Regions from separate parts of the Homo sapiens genome. Here region 2 is linked to region 1. Evidence: chromatin loops called from intact Hi-C (ENCODE). Cell type or tissue: PC-9. All regions are shown on one strand. Links, peaks and the distances in the headings refer to the core of each region. The heading gives the core; the rest is flanking DNA.

What was found. A loop is a pair of places that touch in the nucleus more often than their neighbours do. Peaks named below come from ENCODE experiments on the same cell type or tissue, not always from the same donor. Only the 100,000 strongest peaks of a DNase experiment are listed, where the experiment ranks them.
Region 2: a loop joins it to region 1, with 2.1 times the contacts of the local background. A loop is called at or near these places in 3 of 110 quality-filtered maps.

What each region holds. Positions count from the first base shown.
Region 1 is chr2:178,128,454-178,136,299 of GRCh38, forward strand. RBM45 (RNA binding motif protein 45) reads left to right here. Exons shown (of 10, transcript NM_152945.4): 10 at 944-1,203. Among named protein-coding and RNA genes, the nearest start is that of RBM45, 20 kb to the left of the region's middle. In PC-9, for the core only: CTCF peaks have their summits at 4,027 (motif pointing right) and 4,226; DNase peaks (open chromatin) are centred at 4,028 and 4,508; H3K27ac peaks cover 296 bases.
Region 2 is chr2:178,303,956-178,308,955 of GRCh38, forward strand. OSBPL6 (oxysterol binding protein like 6) reads left to right here. Exons shown (of 25, transcript NM_032523.4): 3 at 2,075-2,331. The coding sequence starts at 2,230. Among named protein-coding and RNA genes, the nearest start is that of CHROMR, 110 kb to the right of the region's middle. In PC-9, for the core only: CTCF peaks have their summits at 2,596 (motif pointing right) and 2,799; no DNase peak of the experiment used is centred there.

The DNA of each region.
Region 1 (7,846 bases), core at 1,708-6,707:
TAATGACATCCAAATGATCAGAAACTAAAAGTATAATGATATAAAACTACCTTGTGGCCAGTTGGTACTGTGAGAACTAAGCTTTATAAATACCACATTTTTCCCTTAAACTCATCCAATTTCCTACATCAGAGGAATTGCATTTTCAGCATGGCTGTTCATAAAAATTTTAATCTATCATTTTTCCCTTTTTTGAACTGTTACGCATATTCAGGGCAGAGATAAAATAGGGTCAGGTTAGTTGAAAATGGCTGTTTGGATAGGATACGATTAGCTACACGGTTTTGAATTTCTTCTAATTGCAGCATGGCTTTTTTTATTTTTGCTGCGGATCTCCTATTTACAATGGACTCCATTATGAGATTCTTCTTCTTTGTTGGTGTATTAAATAAACATATTACCTTATTTTAAGTTTCGATAAAATACTGTGGAAGACTTTGCCAAATTTTATATGATTGTGACAAGTTTTTTGGGGTAGGTGCACTTTTTTGTTTGTTTCTTTAATTTTTAAAAGGCTGCAAACACAGCTCATGAAGGCTGGTTTCTTTTATCTCTGAGGTATGGGCCTGGGATTAAGTGAGTCATGCCTAGGAAATAGAAGCAACTGATCCAAGGATATAACATTGAAAGTAGTTGAATTCTATTTTGAGATGGGTCTGATAACCACAATGTAATTCTCTTTCTATTTGAGGAAAATATAAATTTTAGTATTTCAGAGCATCAGATTTTTTGTTAATTCACAACACTTTCCCTCTAGAAATTCAGCACCTGCATCGCCCTTCTTAGTAAGTTTGGTTTTATTTGGGGGCAGCTATGATTAAGCAGATAACATTGGGTATATTGAAATAAAGGAACAATTCCTAACATTTTAGGAATACTACAACAGCTATTTCCTTTCCTTTCAGGTGATGATTTTCATACTTGTGTTGTGTTCTTTCTACAGAACAAAGACTAAATAATGACATAATCCTCAGCTGACTGACTGAAAATGTGACTGGACGCATTCCCTGTGGACAGTTGACAGCTTTTTTTTTTTCCATATACCTGATAGTCTGTGTACAGCATTGTTTTGTCTGGGAAGCAGGGATTGCTGACATGTATTTTTGAATCCATACATTAATGCTAAAACGAATATAGTAGTTGTTCCTTAGAGCAATATGTTGTTACGTGTAGCAGAAATAAAGTTTTCTTTGCTTAACTAAATCATGACTTATTTATGTGAAAGACAAGAACGGAAAAATTTAATAGACAGTCTTTAGAATTTGACTAAATGACATATGTCATTGATTTTGAGATGCACATCTTTCACATTTTAACACCCCTGAAAGTAGAAGCATCTCAATATCAGTTGTATGGCATAGTGTAATCGACAACCTTATTTTCTTTCTTAATAAAACATGAAAAGGTGCTTTTTTCAATCAATTGCATCTTAGAGTCAATAAAATATGGTAATTGCTACTCAATCTATATATGCAGCTTAACTGTTTACACTTAATCTAAGGACAAAAGACAAAATCATTGGAAATATTTTGTACTGTATTTTTTTTAGTTATACCAAAATGTGTTGGTAATTTTGTGAAGCTCTAAGATTATAAGCCAACAGTGATAAAAAAATTAAAACTTTCTGATAATAAATTTAAATAAATGTCAGTGGCTTTGGGGGGATGGACATTTTTATCTTTATAGAAATAATGGCCACTCCAAAAATATGACATGTAAGGAATTTTCAAAACAGACTACAATAGGAGGTATAGTTATTTTGAAATTAAAGATTAAAATTAGGGCCAGGGGTGGTTGCTCACCACACTTATAATCCTGGCACTTTAGGAGGCCAAGGTGGGAGGATCACTTGAGCCCTAGAGTTCAAGAGGAGACCAGCCTGGGCAACATAGAGGACCCGGTCTCCACAAAACATTATGAAATTAGCCAGGCGTGGTGGTGTGTGCCTGCAGTCCCAGCTACTCAGAAAGCTGAAGCGGAAGGATTGCTTGAGCCTAGGAGACCGAGGCTACCGTGAGCCACAATAGTGCTGCTGCAGCCTGGACAACAGAGCAAGACCCTGTCTCAAAAATAAAAACTAAAACTAAATAAAGATTAAAAATTAGGGATCTATTCTGCTTGTATTTTGAAAACTTTAACAAAAAAAAATTATTAGCTATGACATTGAATTGATATGTATAAAAAAGGTATATCTAAATCAAGCATTTGGCACTTTTTATAAAAAGGTATTATAAATGACATGCATTTGTTAAAACGTAATTATCTCCTCATTATACTTCTCACATTCTGACTCAAACGATGAAAGATTAAATTCAGCAATCTTAATAACTGAGTATCTTATACTTGGACATCTCCATTGGAAAACTAAAATCTTTTCTTTTAAAAGTCAGTGATTTTAGCAAATTTAGAAAAGAAAATTTAGTTGTGCCTTCACAGGCAAAACTGCTGACAAGAATTGGGCCAGGTATCTTTCTGTGAGGCAGAGGATGTATTTTAAAGAGAAAGCAAAGCTGGGTGCAGTGGCGCGACTGTAGTCCCAGCTACTCAGGAGGCTGAGGCGGTAGGAGTGCCAGAGCCCAGGAGTTCGAGGCTGCAGAGTGCTGTTATTGTACCTGTGAATAGCCACTGTCCTCTGTTTCTTTGTTTTTAATTTTTTAAAAGAACAAAGCAATGAAAAACCTAAACAAGGGAAGTTGTGGATTAATTACCAAAAAATAGGTGTGGTTATCCCAAACTCATTTACTGTACACATAGTTCAGTTTTCACAGATTGGAATTAAATTGTTCCTTACAAGTTATTGGGCTCTGCCATGTAACTAATGCTTGAATTATCTCAAAAATATTTCTGCCAGGTGGTTAATCTAAACAGTGTAAAAGTAACAGTTATAGAAAGGAGCTCTCTACCTCCTACCTGAGTCCATTGCATCTTTGGTTAATCTTCACAATTGAGATAAGATCCTATTTCCTACAGTTTTCCCCTATTAGAGTATTTCACTGGGCTTTCTAGGAGAGCTTGAATCTGTCACATGGTAGCTATCATATACCTGGCCAGCCCTCCACATTCTCTGTTCAGATTAAATGATCCCGGTTTCTCCCTTCTACCAGTCAGGCAGCCGGTCCCAGCAAACAGTTGTGGTAAGAGTAAAGTGCCTTATCTAGATGTATTTCTTTGAATCCTAGTATAAATTCTAAAGAGATCATATGATACCTCTCTACCTACAAAACACTTTGCTTTTTCAGTACAACCTGTTGTTTTGTTTTCTTTCCCAATTGCATGTCTCAGTAAACAATGCTTACTTCAGCTTCAGAGTGCATTTCATCTTAATCCTCTCAGTTATTTAGCCTTGGTCCTGTCTTCCTATCTTTTGCAGTTGATCCCTAAAGCTGTATTTTAAAAGCCAGAATTTTAGATTTTTCTTAGAATGAGGAAATTCTAGAACCTAAAAAATTGCATTTATTAATCTAGTTGTTTATGTCTTCACCTTAATGTTTACTTCTCAGATGCACTTTGAGTATAAGAACATAATATATAAATACTTGGATGCCCAGCAAATGTTAGTTATTAAAACTGCCAACACAGTGAAGTTTTATTAGTATATATTTCTTTAAAAATTTTTTTAAATAATAAGCAATACATCTCAATAAACCTCTCAACTATGTGGTTAAAATAAGAAATAACATTTAAAATAAGCCTGATTAAAGCCTTCTTGTAAATTCATTAACTGAGGTCTTGTATGGTAGATTACTGAAAGCAACTGTCAAATTTGCTGCTTCTAAAGCAACATGTTCCAAACTATGTTCCTTGAAATACTAGAAAGAATTTTTCAAAGTTAAATACATTTAGAAAATGTTCAGTACTTTTAGTTTCACAGGTTTCATCTACTGTAGATAAAAAGGTAGTGAAAAATAGCCAGGAAATTATTACTCTAAAATTTTAGCTTTCTCTGAATTTTGTTCTCTCTTAATTGGGATCCTATTCAGTATGAATGAATCCATGGAAAGTAGAAATAAGGGACTTTACCACTAGGTGGTGATAAACATTGGTGATAAAGTGCAGCATTCCAATCTTAATTTAAGGCACTGAGATGGAAATGATGGTGTTTGAAATGCCTAAAACTGCGGTTCTTTTTTGTTTGTTTGTTTGTTTGTTTGTTTGAGACAGAGTTTCACTCTTGTTGCCCAGGCTGGAGTACAATGGTGCGATCTCAGCTCACCGCAACCTCCACCTCCCGGGTTCAAGCGATTCTGCTGCCTCAGCCTTCTGAGCAGCTGGGATTACAGGCACGTGCCACCACACCCAGCTGATTTTGTATTTTTAGTAGAGACAGTTTCTCCATGTTGGTCAGGCTGGTCTCAAACTCCTGACCTCAGGTGACCTGCCCACCTCGGCCTCCCAAAGTGCTGGGATTACAGGCGTGAACCACTGCACCCAGCCAAAACTGTGGTTCTTTAACTTTGGTGTCCACAAGAATCACCATGAGTGTTTGTTTAAAATGTAGGTATACTGGTTCTGCAGGTTTGGGGTGAGTTTTTGAACAAGCTGTGGTTATGATGGGGTGGTCAGTGGCATTCACTTTGGAATATACTGGCCCAAAGAGATTTCATATGTTGGACCTTAGGTTGGACTGTTGTAAAAGTAAGGCATCGAGAAGTTGTTTCCTAGTCTTTTTACCTTGGGCATTTTTTAGAATTAAGCATCTGGTTTTTCCTCAGTTAATATCAGTAAATATGAATTGCATTAAGAAATTGAAGAACACAGTCTCACAAATAACAAATAATAGGCCATCTTTTTTTACTTTAGTGAATATTTTTTGATGTTTGTAAAGGATAGTAATTGTTTATGCCATTCAAAGCTTTTACCTAATATTTTTATTTACATTTATTTTTAAGTGAATTGTCTAAGTAAATTACCAAAGATTGGGGTTCTGAAGAAGTACGTAGGTAAATGTTATTTGTTTTAAATGACAAAGGAGTATGAAGGAGATGTAATTATCATTGTCAAAAAAACTGAAATAGAATAATCAAAAGGGTACAGAAATACCTCTGTGTGTATGTGAGTGTTCTTATAATCGTAAGATGAATCTTCTTGTAAAACGAATGCTTTTTTGATGTACCCAAAAACCTTTTGATTTATAGGTACATTGTAACTTTCAATAGCTTTAATAAATACTAAAGCTAAAAATCAGTGAGGGCAAGAACAAGTGAAATCTATTGCCTTTTCACCTAGAGGTATGCCACACACAGGCTTTGTTCCATATGTGGATGGTAAGCGCTATTAAAAATCAGGGCAGTTATTTTTACATATGATTTCAGTAAAGAGAAAACAAAAATGGTCATCCTTATTAGACAAGAAGTTCCATTTTAATACTTGAATTCTAATAAATGGATTGCATTATTTCCTTTTCTAGAAACAGTAGCTCAAGAACACATGGATCCTGGGAACTGAAGGTATGGTATTGATAGGAGATCAGACAGAAATATTCAGTTAAAATATCAAGTTGTAGTTCATTCATTACAATGGCCATGCTTTGACTTTATTTAAGGTAGAAAAGTCTTGTCCTTAGTAGAAAATGCAGCTCCCACTATACTTTGAGAAAGTTACGAGGCCCTGTGAAAATTTATCTGAGTAATTATCAGAGAAAAAGGGAGTTCTGTGACTGTCATATATGAATTGAAGACAGTATCTGGATGTCAAGGTCCATGTGAGCTAGCTAACCTAGGCTATACCACCGTGGGACTCTTAGAAACTGCCTGTCTGACCAAAATGCTGCAGAAGTGGCAGAAGGAAGGCATCGGAAGACCATTTTTAAACAGTTGTTTGTATATGAGGTACAAAACTCAAGAACTGTGTGAAAAGGCAAGTACCAGTACTGTTTTCTACAGAAACTGGGGGAAATACTGAGCACAGAAGAATAACCAAAGTGCTTCCCACCAATAACTTCTGTGAAACTACGTTCTCTGAATTCTTCTCCAAATTCTTTTCTGATTTTGTAAGTAATGATGTTACAACTAATTTTTTTGCTCATATATTATTAATATTTTCTAGCATTAACAAGACATAGGTAACAGCATTCATTAGCTCAGAGTTTTTAAGGGTTTTGTTTGCTTGCTTGCTCTGTTTTTTTTTGTTGTTTTTTTATGCCAGAAAAAAAATTAAAGTCATCTACTTTAAAGTTATATACTAATTTACTAGAAGTTCTGATATATAAAAATATGTAATTTCATTTTTTTCTCTCTTTGTCAACAAAGCCTATCTGGGCCGGGCGCAGTGGCTGACGCCTGTAATCTCAGCACTGTGGGAGGCTGAGGTGGGCGGATCACTTGAGGTCAGGAGTTTGAGACCAGCCTGGCCAACCTGGTAAATCCCTGTCTCTACTACAAAAAAATTACCCAGGCATGGTGGCAGTCACCTGTAATCCCAGCTACTAAGGAGGCTGAGGCGAGATAATCTCTTGGAGTAATCCCAGCTATGAAGGAGGCTGACGCGGAGGTTGCAGTGAGCCAAGATTTCGCCACTGCACTCCAGCCTGGGCGACAGAGCAAGACTCCATCTCAAAAATAAATTTAAAATAAAACAAAGCCTATCCACTGTGTTGGGTTTTGGCCCTAGGAGATAATTTTTACATTCTTATATCATTGCCCCACTGGCACAAAACTCTTCCTCCCTCTTCTATATTAGTACATTCGTAACTTAATACAAGTGCCAGCGTGACCATTTTGAAGAGGATAGAGAAGAAGATTTTAATCTGTTACTTAAAGGACTGACTTTAGAAACAATCTACAATAGTTGCTGAGAGCACTGGACAGGGGAGCTGCTTTGGCAATATCAAGATTGAGCCAACAGTGGCAAAAAAAGAGTGTACTAGGAAAGATAGCACCTACCTTTGGTTTATCATCACCAACTCCTACCAGGATTCATCTACCATTAGGTACCATCTTGGCTTGTTTATTTCACCAGAAATTCCTAACAGGACTCATCTCCTACTACTTTTAGCCTAAATCTGGGAATCATAGGCAATAGGGAGTCTATACCAGGTACTGTAATGTTGTCCCTACAGTCTTATTTTACTATGATAACTCAAAGGAGGTATTTCACACACAAAAAGAAATCAGAAGTAAATCTCCCTTACATCATCCTTAAAGATTAGCAATGTGCCTGGAATATCCAGCTTCTACTTAATAGCTTTTAGCTATTTGTAGCAGGAATTTATCATGTCTTCTAGATCTTGTTGATATTATTAGCCTTTAGTTCCCCAAAAATGAGTTTCATATGTGGTACCCACATGGCCTTTTTGGGTCTGTTTTCTCATCTAGAAAATAAGAAAGATAATAATTATTAGTGTAAATACAAGCCTCTGCAAACCCTCGTCTCTCAGGATTCTACAGAAACATCCTGGAAAACATTAAGTAGGAAGAAAATTTATATCAATCATAGAAACTTAGGTTAAGGTTAGTGGAAACTAGAAAGAATTTCTACTAAATAGAAATTCAGTAGAATCCCAGTAAGGGGTAGGATTTTAAAAAATGGCTGACTCCAATTCTGCATTGGAACATGCTGTTAATAAAACAAGATGACAGCCCAGTGTGATGGCTCACGCCTGTAATCCCAGCACTTTGGGAGGCCGAGGTGGGCAGATCACGAGGTCAGGAGATCGAGACCATCCTGGTTAACATGGTGAAACCCCTTCTGTACTAAAAATACAAAAAATTAGGCAGGTGTGGTGGCGGGCGCCTGTAGTCCCAGCTACTTGGGAGGCTGAGGCAGGAGAAAGGTGTAAACCCGGGAGGCGGAACTTGCAGTGAGCCGAGATCACGCCACTGCACTCCAGCCTGAGCGACAGAGCGAG
Region 2 (5,000 bases), core at 1-5,000, 170 kb after region 1:
TTCTCATGCTTATGATAAAAATCAAAATGCCAATGTCTTAGTCCACTTGTGCTTCTATAACAGAATACCCAAGACTGGGTAAGTTATAAAGAACATAAATTTCTTTCTCACAGTTCCGAAGGCTGGGAAATCAAGGCACCAGCAGGTTAGGGCCCTGTCTCTCTGCTCCCAAGAGGCACTTCAAATGCTGCATCCTCTGGAGAGGAGGAACCTCATGTCGTCATATGGCAGGAAAGCAGAAGAGAGAGAACCCACTCCCACAAGCTGTATCAGTCAATTCTCATGCTGCTAATAAAGACATACCCAAGAGCACCTAATTTATAAAGGAAAGAGGTTTAATTGACTCACGGTTCTGCATGGCTGGGGAGGCCTTAGGAAACTTATAATCATGGCAGAAGGGGAAGCAAACACTTCCTTCTTCACATGTCAGCAGCGAGGAGAAATGCCAAACAAAAGAGGAGAAAGCCCCTTACAAAACCATCAGGTCTGACCTCTCATGAGGACAGGATGAGGGTAACCGCCCCCAAGATCAAATTACTTCTCATCTGGTTCCTCCCATGACATATGGGGATTATGGGAACTACAATTCAGGATGAGATGTGGGTGGGAACACAACCAAACCATATCACAAGCTGTTTATATAGTGGCACTAACCTAGTCACAAGGGCTCCACCCTCATGACCTAAACACCTCCCATTAGGCCTCACTTCCCAATACTGTTGCGTTGGGGTTAGGTTTCTAACACATGAATTTTGGTGCACATATTCAGACCATAGCAACTGTCATGGCCTACAAGGTCCTGCAGGGACTGGTCTCTGCATTTCTTTGACCACCATATCGCCATATCTCTGACTCTAGTCATATTGGCTACCACTCATCTGTTGATCATGTCACGCCAGACACCCTGGTACTTAGTAAACCGCTCATTCTTTGGACCTCAGCTCTAACTCCCAGATCCATTAGTTCACCTCAGTCACTGTCTTCATAATGCCCATATATCTCCATCTTTTTTTGTTTATCTGATTCAGTGTCTCACCCTCTGGACTGAAGTTCAGGTCTCACTTTTTTGTGGCCTAAAAATTGATTTCTGTTTCCTGCTAGCAGCTTTCCTTCCCAGCCTGTGCTAACAAGCCTACACAAGTGTTCTGGTGTTCTGTACTTCCTCCAAGAAGATATTAGCATTAAGATGGGGGCTAGAATGTGACCTTCTTCTTGTAAGAGGATAAAGTTCACTTTAATTGTCTATCTTTTGGGAAATATCATTTTTTAAGCTTTTAATGTTATACCATAGTGCTTACCTTTTAACATTTTTTAGCATAGCTGTGTTGGAGACAAGGCCAATTTAAGAGCTTCTCTCTGACACAAGCTTTAACCTTAATACTAACAATGCAAACCTTCCTTACATGAATCCAAGTAAAAAAATTGAAGTGGCTGTTGGCTGTGCATAAGTGAAGGAACTCCATTTACCCCTGCTCTAAGATAACCTGTCAATCTGTAGATGTTTGCGAGCATGTTGGTTGTTGAGAGTCACATGTAGGCATGCTGTAGTTTTGAGGTACAAATAAATGTGGATATATGTATTCCTGGATCCTTCACAAATGCTGGATCACAGGATGCACACAATGTGTTAACTCTTTTGTAACTGACTACTTTGTGTTGGATTAACCGTCACATACATGACATAGCTAAACTAAACTGAAGACAAACATGGACCGAGCTCTTATTCTAGTCCATTGGGTAGGAGAGATTACGTTTCCGGAGGAGAATCTGGCGTCTTTAGCATCAGGGTCTCAAATATAGCGTTATAATCTGCTTTAAAACAAAGAAAATGCAAGAGGAGAGAATATGACTTTAGTACATGATTTCTTCCCATTTTGCTTGTTAACAGTCCTTTTTTTTTTTTTTTTTACACACTGACACTTTCATCTTCCGCCTTAAAATCTAGAGGAAGAAGTATTTCCTAATGTGTCAGAGTTCCTCCTCTCACTAACACAAATTAATATTTCATCCTAAAGATAATGATTTTAATTTGACTTTTAATTACTTATATGAGGCTTGTTTGTTTTGCTTTTAGGTGGTTTGGACACCCTCAATATTGCCTGCTCTTTTCTAGTCAAACCTGATTCATGAAATGGAATGAAGCTGAAAAATCATCTACTTCTTTGTTTGTGGATTTGAGAGAAGATTGGGATGGTCTTAAGTGCATAAAACGAGACTCTAACTGCAGCGATGAGTTCAGATGAGAAGGGCATTTCCCCTGCTCATAAAACATCCACTCCAACCCATAGAAGTGCCTCCTCTTCAACATCCTCCCAAAGGGACAGTAGGCAGGTAAGAGAAGAGCATTAAGTGCCTTTGGTTGTTTTATGCAAATGCAATACCACTGAGATAGGATGGGGTTGCTAATTAATTCTGAAATTTTGTTGTAAAGTCTTTTATTCCAAGTGAAAAATCGTCATTTTCTGTAGGTACGTTCATTGATGTCATGAAGCTCCCACTCTTGCTTCTCTGTGATTTAGGACTCTTTTTTAGAAGGCAGACACAGAAGGCTGGTAGGGTGGCTATGAGAAGCCCTGCCGTCTTTTCCTCCCTGCACCTGGAGGGGGAGCCAGCATCAAGAACTTGAACACTCTTCTCTTCGTTCATGGAGGTGGAAAGGGAACTGTGAACCCTGCAAAGGACGTCTTCCTATAAGGCTGTCACTGGGCTGCCAAGCCCTAACTCTGTTTGGTATTTTGTGGAATCTGGTAACAGCTAGATTCAGGAATTAGGTTACAGATAAAATTGTAATACCAGGAATTAAGAGCTGTGAGAACCCAAACAATGTTTACAGGCAACAGAGAAAGTAAATGGTTATTACTTAATCATGGTAGAAAACGCCCATGGTCCCATTTGAGCCAGTTTTGCAAGTTATTTTTGTTATGTCATTACTGTTGAAGTGGCGATTCTGCTGGCAGGGTTATGTGAGCCTTCATCGTATGAATGTTCTTCACTGTCAGAACAGGTTGTTATTTCAGCCAGCACAGGTCTGAGCATGATTATTTTCCATCATAATTTGTCTTGTGATAGTATCTTGGTTGTGTAACTGGAAATTCCCAATAAGTAGGTGTTATTACCTTTTTATAAAAGTTTTCCGTTTTGGCAACTTTCAATTAGTGAGCATCATGCAGGTTCTCCTTCACCCCCTCCACCCCTCACCCCCTGTTTTATGTTTTCAGAGCATATTACCTAGATTCTAGGAGTGTGAGCATCAGTTATTTGATTGGCCATCATATAGACATGGGTCTTGAGACAGCCACTTCCAAAAATGAATTCATTTTCGATAGTGCAAGTACACTGCTGGGGATGCTTTTTAGGAAACCCTCCCAACACTCTCTCTCCCTTTTTAGCAAGAAATTCCAGGAGAATCTGTAAGAATCCAGGGGTGCTAATGTATATATCTTTCACAGATCCTAAGGCAGGTGTTTCTACTCCAGGGTCTTGGGGAACTTTTGATACTGGTGTCTTTTGTTATTGAGTTCAAAGACGACACCTATATTCGGTTCTTTAGAAGTAGTCATGCCATTAAATCTGTGATTACACACAGTTATAATATTTATTGTATTGCACTTACAGAGTCAAAGAAAGTAAGAGTACCAGGAATGGAAGCACTTTTATATTAAATAACTACTATATTCTGAGATGCTTTCTAAGTTTGCAAATTTAGTCTACCTTTGCCTGCCCTGCTGTTCTTTCTTGTTATGGCTCTTCCATTTTTCCCTTCCCTGGGCATTTAAACAGAGAGAGAGTCATTGTAAGCAGCATGACCTTCCTGACTGCTGGGAAGAAGGAAGCAGTTGACCCGGCTCACCCTGGAGAATTGTGGCAAATGGTAAAGACGGATGACTCCTGTAGAAACATCTATCATGCGTTGTTATTCTGCCTGTTGCACCCGAGCTCCAGGACGGGCACGCAAAGCAATAGGGAAACACTGAGACCCTGGTGTGCCGGAGGGAGCATGAAGGTGGAATGTGTGACTCCTCACTGGCTTGTGAATGAAAAGTTTTATGATGGGAATGAAAGGAGCATGTCTGTACATGGATAATGAGTTCTAGAAAAGTAAGAGACGCTTTTCAAAGGGTTATTATTCTTTAAGGAGAGAGTTTATTTTTACTCCTATTTATCTCAGCAGGTGGAAACGCTCCCAAAAACTTTCTTCCCTGGTTCCTTCCTGACTCCTGTTTTGTGTCTGTCTACCTCCCTAAGGGGAGAGAAGAATAGAAGAGATCAATTACAGTTCTGTTTTTCCTTCCTTATCTCAATCACTGCCTAAACCTCAGAATTAACTTAGGGAACTCAGATATTTTGACTGATCATGTGATGTGATGTAGTGTTTTTTATATGCATCTATTTTTGTGTGATAACTGTTTTCATAGTGAAGGGACATAGAGAAAGTGTGATAAATTTGGCTTCATTGAATCCTTTCCATTCTCCTGATTTGACTGACATCTATGCAGATGGTGCCAAATTGCAAACTCCAGCCCCATTTCTCTCCTAAATTAGGATCTAGCACATAGCTGAGAATACAGTGGTATCTTAATGCACATTATTTGCCTTTCCTTCTCAAGTTCTAATCGTAGGTAACTAATGAATGATTGAGCATTTCTACTTAAATGCACTGCCGCTTGAGTGGTACCACTGTGTCTTAAATCAATATGTATAAACCAATTTGCTATCAGGATAACCATTCTCTTAGAGATCCAGGGTCAATGTCTGTCTTTCTCCTTTGCTTCTCCCACATTCAATAGGTTAACAAGTCCTATTGATCATTTCCTCCTTCATAATATTATAATTTCCTTCTATTCCCACTGTCAGCTCCCTCTCACAGCTCTCATCACCTCTACCCAGGATCCTGCAGAGTGCGCTTGCCTCACTATCTCACTTATGGCCTCACCATTTCAAATGTCCTGAGTAGGGCAGATTCATGCTCAAAATCCATCAGACTCATTGTTACCTACACA